Linked DNA regions of Homo sapiens: region 2 is linked to region 1. A link is an interaction called in ENCODE POLR2A ChIA-PET data of the cell type or tissue named here. Cell type or tissue: Panc1. All regions are shown on one strand. Links, peaks and the distances in the headings refer to the core of each region. The heading gives the core; the rest is flanking DNA.

Region 1 (2,915 bases), core at 134-2,633:
AGACAACCCAAGACGTGACAAAAAAGTAAGGTCCACATGAAGGGGCTGAAGTTCTGATTCCTGGAAGTCCAGGTACTGGGTATGTTGTGCGGGCAGAGTATGATCTCTGAGCTGGAGGTTCCGGGGGAAGCTTGGCAAGTAAAGAAGGTGTGAGATAATGGCACCAACCATTTCTAATGTATGCATAATGGAGGAGTGTTCTCAAAACCCTGTGTATCCCCACATATTCTGAGAAAGTGTTTTGTATAGGGTTACCGCAGAGATTTGAACTGTCTTGCAAATCACCATGAAGGGCTGAGCAGAGCTTCGGTATTCAGTCTTGAAAGCAATTTAGAGTCCAAATATTTGAAGTCAGGATTGAGCTTCTCCCTCTTGTAGCTTTTTTCTCTGGCCAAACCTAACAATTCCAGATTTGGGGGGACAGGAGAACTGAAATTGAAGAACCATTTTATCATTTTACTGAATTATTGGTCTGCTTCCTTGGTCACGGATGGTTCCTCTACAGGAATTTGATCTGTTATGGCCGCCATGGGTCTTATGAGAACTCCAGTCTCAGTAGGAATGGCACAATTGTCCCACCTAGCTGCCCCATTTATATATATATATATATATTTCTTTTTTTTTCTTTTTTTCCTTTTTTTTTTTTTTGAGACAGAGTCTCTGTCACCCAGGCTGGAGTGCAGTGGCGCGACCTCAGCTCACTGCAACCTCTGCCTCCTGGGTTCAAGCGATCCTCCTGCCTGAGCCTCCTCAGTAGCTGGGATTACAGGTATGTGCCACCACGCCCAGCTAATTTTTATATTTTTAGTAGAGACGGGGTTTCACCGGGTTGGACAAGCTGGTCTCAAACTTCTGACCTCAAGTGATCCACCAGCCTTGACCTCCCAAAGTGTTCGGATTACAGGCATGAGCCACTGCGCCCAGCCTATTTCTTTCTTAGCTTCTTTTTTTGTTTTTAAGAGACAGGGTCCTGCTCTGTTGCCCAGGCTGTGGTGTGATCATAGCACACTGTAGCCTTGAACTCCTAGGCTCAAGTGATCCTCTCGCCTGTCTCCTGAGTAGGTAGGACTACAGGCATGTGCCACCACACCCAACAAATTTGTTTTGTTTTGTTTGAGGCAGGATCTCACTTTGCTGCCTAGGCTGGAGGGCAGTGGCACCATCATAGCTCACTGCAGCCTTGACCTCCTGGGCTCAAGCGATTCTCCCACCTCAGCCATCCAAAGTGCTGGGATTACAGGTATGTGCCACTGTGCCCAGCTCTAATTTTTATTTTTCGTAGAGACAGGATCTTGCCATGTGGTCCTTGCTGATCTGAACTCCTGGCTTCAAGCGAGCCTCCCACCTTAGCCTTCCAAAGTGCTGGGATTATAGGCGTGAGCCACCACACCCAGCCTATATATTATGTCATTAGGAGTAATCCTACATCATTCTGCTTCTCCTGCAAATGCTCTACTTTCTTAGTTGTGAGTTAAGGCTTTCCCTGCTAGAATGCTTGCTTTTAGTTTGTGATTAATTTTTGTTTCATTATACCAACTCCAAAACTTAAATGAGGAAGAATATCCTACCACTGCAAAATGGAGTGAGTTGGGAAAGATGCCCTTTGTGACATGGGAGTAATGCCACCAGCACTGTTTTTTCTGCATACTTTATTTCTCCTTCCTGGTTCTTTTAGTGACCTTGTATTTTATCTTCAACCTTGAATTTTCATCTATTTCCACTTCTTCCTTCTTCTTTTCACGTCTTTGTTCACACATTCTCTACAGCATTTCCCCTGTAGTGTTCCTTGTGAACATAGGCCTAAGCTAAAATCTATCTTGCTTGAAAATTTATTTATTTATTTATTTTTCTTGAGGTGGGGTCTTGCTTTGTCACTCAGACTGGAGTGCAGTGGCACTATCTCGGCTCACTGCAAGCTCTGCCTCCCGAGTTCAAGTGATTCTCCTGCCTCAGACTCCCAAGTAGCTGAGATTACAGGCGCCTGCCACCATGCCCGGCTGATTTTTGTATTTTTAGTAGAGACAGGGTTTCACCATATTGGCCAGGCTGGTCTCGAACTCTTGACCTTGTGATCCACCCACCTGCGCCTCCCAAAGTGCTGGGATTACAGGCATGAACCACCGCGCCTGGCCAAAAATTTCAAGTAAGTCTAGCATTTGCATTTTCAAATTCAGACACTGAAAAGTTTATATGAATTAAAGTTTTCAATTGGATTAATATCAATTATAAGGGAACTTGCTATTTAAACTAATATTATTGTATTATTTGTTGTCTTATTGTACTATTTTTTACTGATATGGTATTTTGGGACATGAGTTATAACTGGTTTACCTATTATGCGAATCTCTGTTTTCATGTATTAGATATGTTTAAGATGAGGTGCACATTTTAATTAATGTAGATTCTTGTTTTCTTTTCCTTTTTTTGTGTGGTGGGAGGACAGAGTTTCACTTTTGTCGCCCAGGCTGGAGTGCAATGGCGCATATGACTTCTTTGGTGTTTGTGCTTTCAGTTTGCTGTGGCACTCTTTTTCTCAGATTTACACATACTGTTCTCTTTTTGTTAGTGTGGAATTAGTCACAAAGAGGTGCCTGTCTCTCTAGATCTGGAATATAATATAATTAAATGTCAATTAGTGAAGTAGCATAACAACTTTAGGGCTAAGTCTACAGATACCTTTTCAGAAAAACAAACACAATGCCTTAGATTTTTATTTTAACTCTTTTTCTCTAAGAATTTCAACATATTATATCCTCTGTCCTATTTATTTTCACCTCTCTGGGGAATGTGTTCTCGTTTATCTTTTGGTGGTAAGAGGTAGTTGATACAGTATATATTTTGGTGTCAGATAGGCCTGCATTCAAATCCCAGATCCTTCTCTTCCTGGATATGACTTTGGACAGAGTAATCTTTCA
Region 2 (2,915 bases), core at 105-2,604, 780 kb after region 1:
AAAAATAATTAGCTGGGCATGGTGGCGGGTGCCTGTAATCCCAGTTACTCTGTAGGCTGAGGCGGAAGAATTGCTCGAACCCGGGAGGCAGAGGTTGCAGTGGGCCGAGATGGCGCCATAGCACTCCAGCCTGGGCAACAAGAGCGAAGCTCCATCTCAAAAAAGAAAAAGAAAAAAAAGAAAATCCATAAACCCCACCCATGTTCAAGGGGAGGGGCGTTTCACATTTTATAGGGAGAAGCATCAAAAAATTTGTGGGTTTTTTTTTTTTTTTTTGAGATGGGGTTTCACTCTTGTTGCCCAGGCTGGAATACAGTGGTGTGATCTTGACTCACTACTGTAACCTCTGCCTCTCGGGTTCAAGTGATTCTCCTGCCTAAACCTCCTGAGTAGCGGGGATTACAGGTGTGAGCCACCATGCCTGGCTAATTTTTGTATTTTTTAGTAGATATGGGTTTTCACCATATTGCCCAGGCTGGTCTAGAACTCCTGACCTCGTGATCCACCCACGTCAGACTCCCAAAGTGCTAGGATTACAGACGTGAGCCACCGCACCCGGCCTGGAATTTGTGGTTTTAAAACCATCACAGATGGTATACTAAAAGTAAAAATTTGGATTTTTTATTAAAACAGAAAATTGATCCTTGAGTATATAGTTTGCTGTCAATGCTCAGATAACACTAGTTTCTTTTCTTTTCTTTTTTTTTTTTTTTTGAGACGGAGTCTTGCTTTTGTCACCCAGGCTGGAGTACAATGGCATGATCTCGGCTCACTGCAACCTCCACCTCCCAGGTTCAAGCGATTCTCCTGCCTCAGCCTCTTGAGTAGCTGGGATTACAGGCACCTGCCAGCATGCCCAGCTAATTTTTTGTATTTTTAGTAGAGATGGGGTTTCTCCATGTTGGCCAGACTGGTCTCGAACTCCTGACCTCAGGTGATCCGCCCACCTTGGCCTCCCAAAGTGCTGGGATTACAGGCATGAGCCACCGCGCCCAGCAACACTAGTTTGTTAAATTACTAAAATACTTTTATACAAGAGCCTGTTAACTTTCTGAGTCTTGTTTCCACAGTAGTCACTCAACAAATGTAGAAAGGGAAGGAAGGGAATATTTAAAAGTTGTAGCAAGAAATACACAAAAACTACATTTGGTCAGCATGACTCATTAATGGGAATGATCCAAAATTATCTGACTCATTGGAAGGTAAAGACCTTTGGAGGATAGTGCAATTTTCAGATTTGGACTTTGTCCTGCTTGGGCTTAAAAGGGCTTTGCCTTTATCCAAAGCCTCAAGCAGAAGACAGAACAAGAGGATAAGGATAAAGTCTTTCTTGCAAGTATGTGGTGATTATCTCCAACTAGGATGAAAGTTACTTATAGAAGACAACATCGGGGCCAGGTGCGGTGGCTTGCGCCTGTAATCCCAGCACTTTGGGAGCCGAGGAGGGTGGATCACAAGGTCAGGAGATCGAGACCATCCTGGCTAACGCGGTGAAACCCCGTCTCTACTAAAAAATACAAAAAAATTAGCCGGGTGTGGTAGTGGGTGCTTGTAGTCCCAGCTACTCAGGAGGCTGAGGCAGGAGAATGGAGTGAACCCAGGAGGCGGAGCTTGCAGTGAGCTGAGATCGCGCCACTGCACTCCAACCTGGGTGACAGAGCAAGTCCCCGTCTCAAAAAAAAAGGAAACGATATCTTTTCTTCTTTTATCTACTTTAGCTACTCAGTGAATGAACTGTCTGGCCTGGCGTGGTGGCTCATGCCTGTAATCCCAACACTTTGGGAGGCCAAAGTGGGTGGATCACTTGAAGTCAAGAGTTCAAGACCAGCCTGGCCAACACGGCGAAACCATCTCTACTAAAAACACAAAAATTAGCTTGGTGTGGTGGTAAGTGCCTATAATCCCAGCTACTCAGGAAGCTGAGGCAGGAGAATTGCTTGAATCTGGGAGACAGAGGTTGCAGTGAGCCGAGATCACACCACTCTGTCTCAAAAAAAAAAAAAAAAGAGAACTGCCTAACAGAAATAAATATTTTTAAAATATGGTCAGCTTTTATTTCAAGTAGTAATTTATAATTACAAGAGTGCTGAAACCAAAGCCTTGGCTCCCAATTCTGCTATGTAAATGAACTAATTAAAGTTCATAGTTTTAATTATTTTTCTTTTTTTTGAGACAGGGTCTTACTGTCATCAGGCCAGAGTGCAATGGCGGCACGACCTCAGCTAACTGCAGGCTCCATATTCTAGTCTCAAATGATCCTTCTGCCTCAGCTTCCTAAGTAGATGGGACTACAGGCATGTGCCACCACCCCTGCCTACTTTTTGCATTTTTTTGTAGAGTTGGGGTTTTGCCATGTGCCCAGGCTGATCTCGAACTCCTTGATTCAAGCAGTCCATCTGCCTCAGGCTCCCAACGTGCTGGGATTACAGGTGTAAGACACTGCGCCTGGCCATGGTTCTAATTCTATTCACCTGCTATACAAAAACCCAGGTTTAGCAGCTCCTGACATTGTCTATTAATTACGAAAACAAAAACAAATTAAGCAACCCTAAAGCACAATACTATACTTCCCTAATAAATCTAATGAAAAAAATCTCCCAATGAAAGGAGATAAACTGAACACATCTGGGATTCCTTTCAGGGTAAAGAATCTGTGGATGACTCTTTTAGAACCAGCTCCCAGAGCTCAATTGTCATGAACTTCCATCACATTTAAATGAGTGGAATAAACAGTTTGCTTTCCAGATGAGGTCAGTTGCCACAAGGATGTGGCCGGGATGAGACTGCTGACCTTTTCTCACTCCTTGGGAAGGCATTGTACATTTTCATTCCAAAGCATCCTTTTTTTTTTTTTTTTTTTTTTTTGAGACGGAATTTCACTCTTGCTGCCCAGGCTGGAATGCAATGGCTCAATC

The links. Peaks named below come from ENCODE experiments on the same cell type or tissue, not always from the same donor. Only the 100,000 strongest peaks of a DNase experiment are listed, where the experiment ranks them.
Region 2: POLR2A ChIA-PET joins it to region 1 with 20 read pairs; 3 of 35 experiments call an interaction of 5 or more read pairs at or near these places.

Annotation. Positions count from the first base shown.
Region 1 is chr12:51,087,600-51,090,514 of GRCh38, reverse strand. No RefSeq gene overlaps it. Among named protein-coding and RNA genes, the nearest start is that of CSRNP2, 5.5 kb to the right of the region's middle. In Panc1, for the core only: no CTCF peak of the experiment used is centred there; no DNase peak of the experiment used is centred there.
Region 2 is chr12:50,302,723-50,305,637 of GRCh38, reverse strand. No RefSeq gene overlaps it. Among named protein-coding and RNA genes, the nearest start is that of LIMA1, 21 kb to the right of the region's middle. In Panc1, for the core only: no CTCF peak of the experiment used is centred there; a DNase peak (open chromatin) is centred at 1,153.